2 separate regions of the Homo sapiens genome follow, and region 1 is linked to region 2. A link is a contact called in ENCODE Hi-C or POLR2A ChIA-PET data. All regions are on one chromosome and are shown on one strand. Each heading gives the region's core, a stretch centred on a gene start or an enhancer-like site at or near the end of the contact. The rest is flanking DNA. Distances are from core to core; before and after follow the strand shown. Region 1 overlaps TLK2 (tousled like kinase 2). Region 2 overlaps TLK2 (tousled like kinase 2).

Region 1 (6,812 bases), core at 1,330-3,829, 47 kb after region 2:
TAATTAATTAATAATATAAACAGCCAAATGTAGTGGCACATGCCTATAGTCCCAACTACTTGGGAGGCCAAGGTGGGAGGATCACATCAGGCGGGGACTGGGGAGCGCACAGCTTGCAAGACTGCGCCACTGCACTCCAGCCTGGGTGACAGAGTGAGATCCTGTCTCAAAATAAATATATAAAATTAATAATAATAGCCGGGCGCGGTGGCTCACGCCTGTAATCCCAGCACTTTGGGAGGCCGAGGTGGGTGGATCACAAGGTCAGGGGTTCGAGACCAGCCTGACCAACATGGTGAAACCCCGTCTCTACTATACAAAAATTAGCTGGGCGTGGTGGCGGGCGCCTGTAATCCCAGCTACTCAGGAGGCTGAGGTAGGAGAATTGCTTGACCCCAGGAGGCGGAGGTTGCAGTGAGCTGAGATCACGCCACTGCACTTCAGCCTGGGCGACAGAGCAAGACTCTGTCTCAAAAAAAAAAAAAAAAATTAATAATAATATAAACACACCAGACTTTACTAATAAAGGCCAGACTTAGTTTAGCTATGTGCTGAATTCCAGGTTTTATATAAAAAGGAGTCAAAATACACTATTTTACCCTATGTTTTCATTAAGTACAGAAATATAATACAAGTAAAACAATTTTGGAAGTCAGATCATCATGAGTACAGTGACTTTTATAATCTGTATTATTAAACATATATTCAAACAAAATTGTACCCAAAGCCTAGTAAGAAAGACTGACAAAGGCAAGGCTGCCGATCCCCACCTTGCAGTGTCACAGTAGCCCTGGAGGTTTCAGGACCCTGAAGAGTCAGATTAACTACCACATTAGCACAAATAAGGATTAAACCTATACCTTCTAAATCACTAAAGAGAAAAATGCTAGCCAATGTTATTCATAAATCAGTAACATTTATGTATATATTCATTTGTGTGTGTGTGTGTGTATATATACACACACATATCTACTTCAAACAGCTCAAAATTACTGAAAAAAAAAATGTACCAAATGTTTAATCCCAATTAATGGAATTATGAGTGACACATTTTTCTGTATTTTGTAAAGAGCATGTATAATTTTTTTTTTTTTTTGAGGCAGGGTCTTGCTCTGTTGTCCATGCTGGAGCACAGCAGCGTGAACTTGGCTCACTGTAGCCTAGAGGTCCTGGGCTCAAGCATCTTCCCACCTCACGCTCCCAGTAGCTGGGACCACAGACACACCACCATGCCTGGCAAATTTTGTATTCTTTTATAGAAATGGGGTCTTGCTGTGTCATGCATGCTGGTCTCAAACCCCTGATCTCAAGCAATCCTCCTGCCTCAGCCTCCCAAAGTGGCAGGTATGGGCCACCATGCCCGGTCCTTTTTACTTTCTTATTTTTTTCTTGAGACAAAGTATCACTCTGTCGCCCAGGCTGGAATGCAGTGGCGCAATCTCAGCTCACTGCAACCTCCGCCTCCCAGGCTCAATCAATTCTCCTGTCTCAGCCTCCCAAGTAGCTAGACTACAGCCGCTTGCCACCACACCAGGATAACGTTTTATATTTTTTTAGTAGAGACAGGGTTTCTTTTTACCATGTTGGCCAGGGTGGTCCCAAACTCCTGACCTCAAGTGATCCACCTGCCTTGGCCTCCCAAAGTGCTGGGATTACAGGTGTGAACCACCATGTCCGGCCCTTTTTACTCTTTAAAAACTATGAGTCAGTCATGCCAAATTGCATATTCAAAATATATTGATATTTTCTAGTGGTATCTATTTAATTCCAGATGAAGCATTTTAAAGGTTTCTTTTGTAAGCACAAAAAAGTTTGGGTGAGTAGGTTATAAAAGGTACAAAAAGCAAAATGGGCTAATAAGTCCTTTGAAATAGCTTATAAAATTCAACAATATTAAAATAACTTCTCTGGAATGGGAAAACAACACTTTATACTTATTCCCACAGTTCTAGATGAAATATAACACTCCACATATCTATTTCTCCAATATAAATTCAATCATTAAAACACTACAGTATAAGATTTCCAATTTAAAGGTAGTGTTTAGAATGCAGGAACCTGGTTCCTACTCAGATTCCCTCAATTAAAGAAAAATACCCAAATGTTTATTATTTCATTGTTATTTGGCTATAGTAATTACTTCTATGATATGTACATAATCCAAATATATATAACAAATGGTGCTTGCTATAAAATCTCTTACATTTTAATACTTACTCTTAATAAATCATCTATTCTTCCCTCCTTCTTCTCTAAGTCAGAATTCTTACTGTTTTCTAGTGCAGATATTTTTTCTATTGTGAGGTCGGACTACAGAGACAAAGGTAAAACAAATTTAGGATTAGTCTCAACATGTTATATGTCATCACACTCTTCTCATTACCTTTCTCGGGGGGGTGGGAAAAAGCACTTGCTCACACAAATGGCCTAGAATCACATGGCTTAAGAAATGAAATCTGCTTGTCTCATCTCATTCTTCAAGTCCTCTGCTGGGTTCCTTATGTCCCACTACACCTACACTTCAAACACATGTTAATTCTGGAATCAAATGTATGAATTCTCACTACTGTGCACTGAACAATGTAGAAACACGTTACTCCAGAAATGAAACTAACTTTGAATAGAAAAGGATCTCACAGGAGACTTGACACACAACTCTCTAAGGAACAAATGCGCCATCTGGTGGAAACAGAGAGCAATCAGAAGGGAAGAGAAGAAGCTACCTGAGTGCTCAACTATCTAACTGAACTGTACAAGAGCTGGTGATTTAGATAAAATTCAAATGTGCTCCAGGGAGTTGTATACCTCTTGAGATTTAAGAAATTCTCCTAGATTGCCAACGATCCTGTCTTGAAGGTAATATATATAGTATCAAAAGAGCCTTCAAGAAAACCCAGTATACTCAAAACTACAAAATGGAAGCTATAGCCACCATCCTTTGCAGATACAATCCTCAAATGTTCAGAACACTACCTAAATTAAAGAGTTTCTGAACACAATTTAAGGAGTAAACCATGTTGGTATCTCACATCTGAGAGAAGTTTAGCCAGGTATAAATAAGTAAGCAGGAAAAGGAATACATTAACTACTTTCATAAATTAGAGAATTAACATTTATTGAAAGCCTACTACAAGTACACTACTAATAAACATTTTGTATACACTGTCTGAGATCATGAGAATCAACCATATTTTCACAGATGATTTGTACTAAGAAAAACTGAGGCCCAGGCCAGAATCTGAACTTAGAGGCCTTCAAAGCGTAGGTACTTTTCTTCTGTGGAATACTGTAGGGAAAAAAAAAAAAAAAAGGTGTGCAGTTTCCTTAACACCATGCTTTAGCATAAGCATTTCTGCTACAATACACCGGAAGAGTAAAGAAAAGCCTCAAAAAGTTAAAGCACCTTCCAAAGGACTTTAAATACCCATAATGCAAGTTATGAATATAATACACACAAATAATGAGGTGGTCAGAGAAATACAGAGAAGTCAGAGAAGAATGACAGACTACACAGGTTAGCCCTTATTCCTACACAGCAGGTATGCCCCTCAATTGATTATCGATCACCAACCTACCTGGGTCTGTCTGTGCTGGATGGAGATCTGTTTTTGGGAGCTGCAGGAATGCTCTGTGTTGCCAGATCCCGTAGATGAGGGACTGTTTTGCTGAGCCTACAATAAAGGTGCATTACCAATCACAGGAAAGTTTGGCATCTTTTTCCACAAACACTTGTATTAATGCAAACAACTCCATAATTTGTATCTCCACAATACAAACCCCTTCTTATGAAAGTGAGAAGTCAGGGCCACGTGGCCAAGAAGAAAGTAAAACAATTCAAATATGAGACAAAGGGCTGGACATGGTGGTTTATACCAAGTTCCTGTAAACAGGTTTAAAGTATCAAATGCTTACAAATGAATTTTTAAAATATGAAAATTAGAGAAAATGAAAAGTTATTCCTGTAATAACTTGCCTTTTTCACTTGTATTTTCATATGCTTTAGTCAGAAAAGGCTAGTGAAGCATCCAATGCACAGGGGATGCATGTAAAGGACTGTGAACCACTATTCAGAATAGTCTCCTAAACACACAAACATTATCCATGAACACACAGCGGTCTAAAATCCAGGTTGATTTCTAATACTGTCACTTGCTGACTGGGCATTCTAAGGCATTTTAAATTTATACGGTTTAGGTTCCACAATATAATTAACCTATTCAGGTTAATTATATTATATTCTCAATAATACTTTTTTTTTTTTTTCTTTTGAGATGTAGTCTTGCTCTGTCACCCAGGCTGGAGTACAGTAGCACGATCTGGGCTCACTGCAAGCTCTGCCTCCCGGGTTCATGCCATTCTCCTGCCTCAGCCTCCCGAGTAGCTGGGACTACAGGCACCCGCCACCATGCCTGGCTAATTTTTTGTATGTTTAGTGGAGACAGGGTTTCACTGTGTTAGCCAGGATGGTCTTGATCTCCTGACCTCATGATCCGCCCGCCTCAGCCTCCCAAAGTGCTGGGATTACAGGCGTGAGCCACCACACCTAGCCTAACAGTACTTTTTAAAACAAGGTAAAACTGCAGCTAACAAAGTATGACCCATCACAGACATAAGTAGAAAATATTCAATATTCTGAGAATCATGGAATGGTAAAAATACAGTACTACTATCTCATCAGAGAATACAGCATTTCCACATGTGAATTTCTTCTGATACTTTCTACATATTCTTTTGATTACTGTTCTTACTCATTAACATATTAACAATGGTATAACCACCAACTATTGAACAAGTTACTGTAACCTAAATGTTTCACTGTCATTGTCACAGGTTAATTCTTACAAAATCCTATAAGGAGACTGGGTCAGGTGGCTCACCTGTAATCCTAGCACTTTGGGAGGCTGAATCAGGTGGATCACTTGAGGACAGAAGCTCGAGACCAGCCTGGCCAACATGGCAAAACCCTATCTTACTAAAAATACAAAAATTAGCTAGGCACAGTGGTGCACACCTGTAATCCCAGCTACTCAGGAGGCTGAGGCAGGAGAATTGCTTGAGCCTGGGAGGCGGAGGTTGCAGTGAGATGAGATCACACCACTGCACTCCAGCCTGGGTGACAGAGCAAGACTCTGTCCTATAAGGTGGTTGTAATTATTAGTTCCATTTTACAAATAAATAAAATAAAAATCAGAGATATTAAGTACCTATGTGAGTTCACAGAGCTAGTGGGTGGGGTGACCAGAACTGGGGGTTGTGTCCACAATAACTGCTCTCAATGACCACAGTAGACTGTTACCACCAGCCTGTGAGCAAACTAGCACTTCCTACACACGATTTCATTGAAGGCTCACAACAGCCTCATCAGATAGGCAGCATTATTAACGCCATTTTAATGTATACATTCAATGACTATTTATTAAGTACTCCCTATGTCTAAGCACTGTGCTAGGTGCTAGGTACACATGGTAAGAGAAACCACAGACCCAGTCCTTACTCTGCCTTAATGAAGCTTACAATCCAAAACAAGATTTACTAAACACTTGGTAAATATTTGTTGAAAGAAACTGTTGAATAAACAATCATATAATAAATACACAATCACAATTAGGATAAGTGCTAAAAGAGCATATAACAAGGCACATAACCTAATTTAGAGGGTCAGGGATAAACCTTTAAAAAGTTTATGATTTGAGGCTGAGCACAGTGGCTCATGTCTGTAATCCCAGCACTTTGGGAGGCCGAGGTGGGTGGATGACCTGAGGTCAGGAATTCAAGACCAGCCTGGCCAACATGGTGAAACCCCATCTCTACTGGAAATACAAAAAATTAGCCAGGCGCAGTGGCGCACACCTGTAATCCCAGCTACTGGGGAGGCTGAGGCAGGAGAATCGCTTGAACCTGGGAGGCGGAGCTTGCAGTGAGCCAAGATTGTGTCACTTCACTCCAGCCTGGGCAACAGAGTGAGACTTCGTCTCAAAAAACAAAAAAAAGTTTATGATTTGAGGCTGGGTGCGGTGGCTCAGGCGTATAATCCCAGCACTTTGGGAGGCTGAGGCAGGTGGATCAGCTAAGATCAGAAGTTGAAGACCAGCCTGGCCAACATGGTGAAATCTCATCTCTACTAAAAAAAAAAAAAAACAATACAAAACAAAAAAAATTAGCCAGGCGTGGTGGTGGGCGCCTGTAATCCCAGCTACTCAGGAGGCTGGGGCATGAGAATTGCTTGAGCCCGGGAGGTGGAGGTTGCGATGAGCTGAGATCACACCACTGCACTCTAGCCTGGGTGACAGAGCAAGACTCCGTCTTGCGGTGGGGGTCTTGGGGGGGAGCACCAAGTCTATATAATTCCAAATAACTAAATATGTTCTCTACTCTAGGATGCAGCAAATCCAATCTTTCCTTACTAATTAAGGGTCATCATTATGAACCTCAAGTATTATAATGCACTAGGATACAAGCATTTGTATAACTGAAGATTTCCTTCAGTTATCATTTGATTGCTTTTACAATCCTCTCCTTTTACAATGTGTTTCTATTTTTTTTTTTTTTTTTTTTTTTTTTTTTTTTTTTTTTTGAGATGGAGTCTTGCTCTGTCACTTAGGCTGGAGTGTAGTGGCACGATCTCGTCTCACTGCAAGCTCTGCCTCCCAGGTTCACGCCGTTCTCCTGACTCAGCCTCCCGAGTAGCTGGGACTACAGGCACCCGCCACCACTCCCGGGTAATTTTTTGTATTTTTTTTTTAGTACAGACGGTGTTTTCACCAGGTTAGCCAGGATGGTTTCGATCTCCTGACCTCATGATCCCCCCACCT
Region 2 (6,804 bases), core at 48-2,547:
TCTGAATTGTATTAGAACATTAGAGAATAGTCAATGAGACGCAATATGCACCTACCAGAAGAGTAAAGCAAAGTTTACAATTTTGCAACACCAGAAGGTAAATGTGGACCATCTTCCTAATGCCCAAGCTAAGCTGTTAGAGTTGTCTATAGAACTATGCAGATTTCTAAAACACAGCTGAAGATAACAATAAAAAATAGAGGTAAGGACTCTAGCTGCCCTGTACTCTTTGCTGATGAACATCAAAGCTAGATAATAACCATACAAAAAGATGAAAAATTCTGCTTGAAATTTATTGAAATGGGAGGCATATAAGTAAAAATAAGTTATTAATTTGGGGGCTCTTATCAAAGAGACCTGAAGCAGAGGGACTGTTATGTAGTAGGAGTCATGGGAAAAAAACAAAACTGAACTTGCTGCAACAGTTCTTTCTTAATGAGACTTACATCATGAACTGCCCTGGCTCCAAAGATAAAGGTATTGTTTCTCCAGAGTATTTAATCCAACACGCCCTCCTAAACCCAGTGCTGCTTGGCCAGGACTCTTTTTTCCCACACCTACCCAGGCAATCAAAAGTCAGATGTTATTAGCCTTTCTTGGCTGCTGTGAAATTCTCTAACTTTATCAAATTAAAAGTCACTTATAAGACCAAAGAAAACCCACTAATACTGTCTCCTAAAAGTTAGACATACCTGGTTTGAGGTCATAGTGTATGATGGGAGGTTTTATTTCATTTAAGTACTTTAAAGCATTCACAATCTGCATGATAATGGACCGGGCCTCTTTCTCCGACATTAATTTGTGCTGTTTCAGGTAGAAGTCCAGATCATTTCCCTCACAGTATTCTAATACTGTACAAAACCTAAAGACAAATAAACCAATATTTAACCATGGAATAAGAGCAAGCAGATTAACACTACCTAAATTAGTCCCATGTGAAAACTTCAGGTCATCAGCTTCTCACTCCTTTCTTCTTTGTTCCTTAAAATACTCTTCAATTGTTTATTCAGTATTAGCTGAGGGGTTTCTGGTAAGAAACTGCTTATTCTCTTGAAGAGTTTCCACACCCTCAATGTTGGAATCTGTTGTGCTCAAGTTCACCCATGGCAGACCTCTTCTTGAGTCTAGACTATAAGAATACTGATAAGAACTATAATGTATTTAAGCTAGGTATCTTCTTGGAAGGGGCTCCTTTACACACCCATGCCACACATCCACGTCTAAACAACCAGAATGTGATCAAGTACACAATTCTCTCTTTTTTTTTTTGAGACTCCGTCTCACTCTGCTGCCTAGGCTGGAGTGCAGTGGCGCAATTTTGGCTAGGTACACAATTCGCACTGCAAACATTTTATATAACCCTGAGTGCTGGCAATGAGTAAGAATCTAGAGTTTGCCCACGTCCCAAAAACTGACTGCATACTACGTCTTCTGACAGCTTGGCACAATACTGCACTACAATTTCTCTTAAACACAAGGTGTAAAAGAGCTTGTAAAGTATAGTATCTATGGTTCTAACAAAAGTATGTGGGTTCTCTTTCCTTCCCTTATGTCAATATGTCATACAGACCCATACATAAAACCATATGCCATTGGTGGCATCACAGGTCACGTGTCTATCTTCCAAGGCATTATACTCTGAAGTAAGGTGTCCTGAACTGTTTGAATATTCCTGAGGGATGAATACGTTTTGAAGTTTTCTAAGTTGTGACAATGTGGGTGTATCAGTCAGTTTAGCCTGGAAAAAAAAACCACCTGAACATTTAAAACAGAGAGACTTTAATTCAGGGAACTGATCATACAGATGATGGAAGAGCTGAGAAGACAAACTGGTCAGTGAGGCACCCTAGAGATCATCTACAGCAGGAAGCCATTAGCACCCTCAGGCAAGCAGGCCAGAAGGGAGGAGATGGTGAAACCAGAACCCAGGGTCATCAGGGGAAACTAGAATTGCGGGGAGGGAGAGGAGGTGGAGACCCCCTCCCATTTCTGCCTTCCCATTGGCTGAAACCAACAGAACACCAATGGACACATGGGCCTGATAAACACAGCCTACACGGGCTAACCCCCCAAAGATACAGAGCAGCGAAAGGGCGAGGAACAGAACTGAGAGCAAACAGACTCAGGTCTAGCGCTATGGGCCACTGAGCAATTTGAGGCCTTCATAAAGCACTGCAATTGAACATGGACACACATGGTCCTGTGGACACCACAAACTGAACAATATCTTATGTATCTTAAGAAACATGGCAGGGCATGCTAACACCCTATTTGAAAACAAATGTCTGCTGTAATCCCAGCAATTTGGGAGGCAGAGATGGGTGGATCACTTGAGGCCAGGAGTTTGAGACCAGCCTGGCCAACATAGTGAAACTCTGTCTCTACTAAAAATACAAAAAATTGGCCAGGTATGGTGGCGCATGCCTGTAATCCCAGCTACTTGGGAGGCTGAGGCAGGAGAATTGCTTGAACCCATGAGGTGGAGGTTGCAGTGAGCCAAGATCATGCCACTGCACTACTGCCTGGGCAACAGAGCAAGACTCCATCTCAAATAAAATAAAATTAAAAAAAGAAATGTCTGAAATTTATAGATTCCTCTGATCTGAGATTCTGAAATCTGAAATATAGACTCATGCTCAATGGAATGATTCTTTCACCCAAATGCAAGTTGAAAATAAAGCCTCACTTTCAGCCAGGCGCGGTGGCTCAAGCCTGTAATCCCAGGACTTTGGGAGGCCCAGGCGGGCGGATCACAAGGTCAAGAGTTCAAGACCAGCCTGCCCAGCACGGTGAAACCCTGTCTCTACTAAAAATACAAAAATTAGCCAGGCATGGTGGCGTGCATCTGTAATCCTAGCTACATGGGAGGCTGAGGTAGGAGAATCGCTTGAACCTGGGAGGTGGAGGTTGCAGTGAGCCAAGATCGCACCACTGAACTCCAGCCTGGGCAACAGAGTGAGACTCCATCTCAGGAAAAAAAAAAGGAAAACAACCAAAACAAAAGAAAGAAAAGAAAATAAAGCCTCACTTTTAATACCCAAACAATTCTCAGAAGATGTTCTAAAAATCATGGTCTGACTTATTTTTGGTGAAAATTCATCATACATACAATAGGAAGAACAAAGTAATCAACTCAAGAATAGTATAGAACCAACTCAATTTCTCACATTAGTTAAAAGTGTGTATACAATTCAAAACAGCAGATAATTTGAGCCTGATATTTAACTTTGAAATAGTTCTTGAACTTAATAGTTCAGAGAGGGGGGTCTACCTAGTATTCAAGAAATTTGCTCAAGGCAAAACAGTAATGTCATGCCCCGCCCCTTGTTTCCCAATCCTGCCTTCTAACTAGATCTTTTTAAAAAAATTCCACTCCACGTGAAACACACATGGCTAAGCTCAGTGCCAGGGCTACCCAAATGAGAAGAAATCCCTGAGAGAATGGCCCAGGTCATGTTTCCAAAGGGAATTATAGTCCTCTTTGGGGTTATTTCTAAATGTAAGGCAGCTGTCTGCACAGCCATATCTGAGACTGTTGGCTAGAACAGACCAAAACTCCTAGAATTACCCTGGGAGGCTGAGGGAACCTGAAGTCTAGACCTAGGGTATATTCTGATTCAGTTCAGACTTCTACAGAGAAACATTTCCAAATGCTGAGATATATCCAGCTAAACTGCTGGATAAACCCAGAGGCACGGGAGGTTACCTATACCAAGTAACAAAATATAGCAATGCCCACAATTAATAACTATCTCAGACAAGTTATTTAACTTCTCTGGTCCTCAAAATCCACCTATAAAATGAAAAGGCTGGACTCTGAGATCCCTTCCTATTCTAACATCCTATAAGCCTATGAGCCTGTATTTCAACATGTAGCACTGAGCCTTGTCTTCATTAGTGCCACATTTCTTATCTCAGTCTAGGATAAAATCACACGGCCAGTACTTTTTAAAAAGGTCTGTCAATGTTCATAAGAGTCTCTGGGGTGAGCAGAAACTCTCTTGAACAGTCTACACTCACTAGTGCACGTCAGTGGCATGCTGGCACCAACTCATGCCAGTTTCCAAGAGCTGACTTAAATTTTCAAGAATTTTGTGAGCTGGTTATCAAACCGTTATAAGCAAAATGTGGTATATCCACACAATGGAATATTATTTTGCCATAAAAAGGAATGAAGTACTGACACAGGCTACAAGGATGAAATTTGACAACACCATGGTAAGTGAAAGAAGCCAGTAATAAAAGTCCACATACTATATGATTCCATGCATATGAGGGTCCAGAATAGGAAATCTATAAAGATAAAACAGACAGATTAGGGCTAGGGCAGAGGGATGGAATGGTGGAATAGATGAATAGTAGTAAAAGGTATGATGGGGTTTGAGATGGTGAAAAAATTCTAAAATTGCCTCTGGTGGTTGCATGTATCTATGAATATGCTACAAACCACTAAACTGTATATTTTACATGTGTGAATCATACAGTATGTGAATTATAATTAAGATGTTTAAAAAAAAACAAAAATAAACAGGTGGTACATCAAAATTAGACACAGGAGGAATATCTACACCACGGAAACTGGCAAACACTATAAATTAGCCCTGTCTCTCTTCATACCAAGCTGGCTGTTAAACATTTACTGGCACACAAGTGCACATGTCCTTTGGCCTAGAGGTTTCTTGCTGATCCAAATCTGAATTTATGTTTGATCATTTGTCACAAATTACTTGGTTCCCTCAGAGGGTATGTCCTGGACCCAGAGTTCAGCTCTATTCCATGAACAATCAGCATTGCAAGAAAATAATATAACTGTTAAGGTAAAACAGCACAGCACTTACGAGTCAGTATCCAGTGAAAAGTAATCATACAGCTTAACTATTCTGGGATGATCCAGCTCTTTATGAATCCGGTATTCCCTACATGCATGCCTGTAAACAAAAGGGAAAATTAACAAGAAGGTATATTGGCCTGCCTTTTAGAACTCTTCAAAGATCCTCCTAAATATTCAATCATTTCTCTATTGTCTCCACATGTTAATTCCATTCAGGTCCATCTGGTCCCTCATCTGACTTTTCTCTTTGCTCATCCTATTTTCTCCACTGGAATCTACCAAGCCATTGAGAAAATAATAGGTGCTCTGGCTGGGCGTAGTGGCTCACGCCTGTAATCCCAGCACTTTGGGAGGCCGAGGCAGGTGGATCACGAGGTCAAGAGATGGAGACCATCCTGGCCAACATGGTGAAACCCCGTCTCTACTAAAAATATAAAACTTAGCTGGGCGTAGTGGTGCGCACCTGTGGTCCCAGCTACTCGGGAGGCTGAGGTAGGAGTCACTTGAACCCAGGAGTTGGAGGATGCAGTGAGCTGAGGTCGCGCCACTGCACTCCAGCCTGGTGACAGAGCGAGACTCTATCTCCAAAAATAAAATAAAATAAAATAACAGGTGCTCAAATATTTGTTAAGTGAATGGATGTCAACCCTTTTCATCCCTTTCAAGTTCATTCTATGATAATCACACCTCTTTTCCACGTATACTCAAGTATCATAGATTTTAAAATAACAAGGACGGTTATTTTCCCCCCTCCTCTAAAGCTGATACATCATATCTGTAAATGTATATATGCTCGGGTAACATCAAAGGGGTCATTTTTAGCATGTAAACCCCTTAGGTTAAAGCATTATCTGTTACATAAATCAATTAGCAGTACTTTGTATTTTTTGTTTTTAAATCCTTCTTACAAAAACAATTTAAGTGCTATTAGCTTTACTTTATTCTAATAAAATATGAAATGTGAAATTATGGAACCCCAGTTTTCTTAGAATGGCGAATTTGATACAGTCATCCACTGCAGAACAACCCTTCGGTCAATGATGCTAAGCCACACATATGACGGGGTCCCATAAGAGTATAACAGAGCTTCCCATGAACTGAGGAAGAAAAAAAAAAAAAAAGTACAACAGAGGTGAAAAATTCCTATCACCTGGTAACCCAGCAGTCATGATGTCACCACACAATGCATTACTCGCGCTTGTGGTGATGCTGGTGTAAACAAACCTACTGTGCTGCCAGCCATATTAAAGTCTAGCACCTAACAATTATCTACAGTATATAACACTTGATAATGATAATAAATGAATACATTATTGGTTTATGTATTTACTATACAGCAGGCCCTTAAATAACATCATTTTGTTATAACGCTGATTTAAAAAAAAAAAAAAAAAAAAAGGGGGCCAGGCACGGCAGCTCATGCCTGTAATCCCAGGACTTTGGGAGGCCAAGGCGGGTGGATCACCTGAGGTCGCTGGATCACCTGAGGTCAGGAGTTCGAGACCAGCCTGACCCAACATGGTGAAACCCCGTCTCTACTAAAAATACAAAAATTAGCTGGCCGTGGTGGTGGCCACCTGTAATCCCCACTACTCAAGAGGCTGAAGCAGGAGAATCACTTGAACCTGGGAGGTGGAGGTTGCAGTGAGGCGAGACTGCGCCATGGCACTCTAGCCTGGGTGATAAAGTTAGACTCCGTCTCAAAAAAAAAATCAATTCCTGGTCGGCACCACTGTCCATGTGGAGTCTGTTTGTTCTTCCCCTATCTGTGTGGGTTTTCTCAGGTTATTCTGCTTTCCTCCCACATCCCAAAGGCACATGTGTTGGGTTCACCGGCATACCCACATGGGGTGTGTGTGTGTGTGTGTGTGTGTGTGTGTGTGTGTGTGTGTACCCGCCCTGCAATGGGATGGCATCCTGTCTAGGGTGGCTCCCACCTTGCCCCTGAGCTGCTGATATAGGCTCTGGCCACC

The links. Hi-C counts contacts between places; a loop is a spot of excess contacts on that map. ChIA-PET counts read pairs that join two places held with the same protein, here RNA polymerase II (POLR2A). Pooled maps may share reads with other maps.
Region 1: a loop to region 2 is called in a map of CD4-positive, alpha-beta T cell, with 2.0 times the contacts of the local background. The contact joins two enhancer-like sites. A Hi-C loop is called at or near these places in 3 of 168 maps with a recorded cell type or tissue (CD4-positive, alpha-beta T cell, PC-3 and endothelial cell of umbilical vein), 3 of 37 single-sample maps with no recorded cell type and 5 of 50 pooled maps. POLR2A ChIA-PET finds 5 or more read pairs at or near these places in 7 of 52 experiments (A549, BJ, H1 and 4 more).

The regions. Positions count from the first base shown.
Region 1 is chr17:62,549,161-62,555,972 of GRCh38, reverse strand. It overlaps TLK2 (tousled like kinase 2), which reads right to left. Exons shown (of 22, transcript NM_006852.6): 8 at 3,576-3,671; 9 at 2,218-2,310. Among named protein-coding and RNA genes, the nearest start is that of TLK2, 74 kb to the right of the region's middle. Within about 2 kb of position 2,579, at least 2 of the 41 ENCODE cell types and tissues checked have a DNase peak (open chromatin) inside an H3K27ac peak, as active enhancers do.
Region 2 is chr17:62,594,709-62,601,512 of GRCh38, reverse strand. TLK2 (tousled like kinase 2) reads right to left here. Exons shown (of 22, transcript NM_006852.6): 17 at 4,839-4,928; 18 at 693-862. Among named protein-coding and RNA genes, the nearest start is that of MRC2, 30 kb to the left of the region's middle. Within about 2 kb of position 1,297, at least 2 of the 41 ENCODE cell types and tissues checked have a DNase peak (open chromatin) inside an H3K27ac peak, as active enhancers do.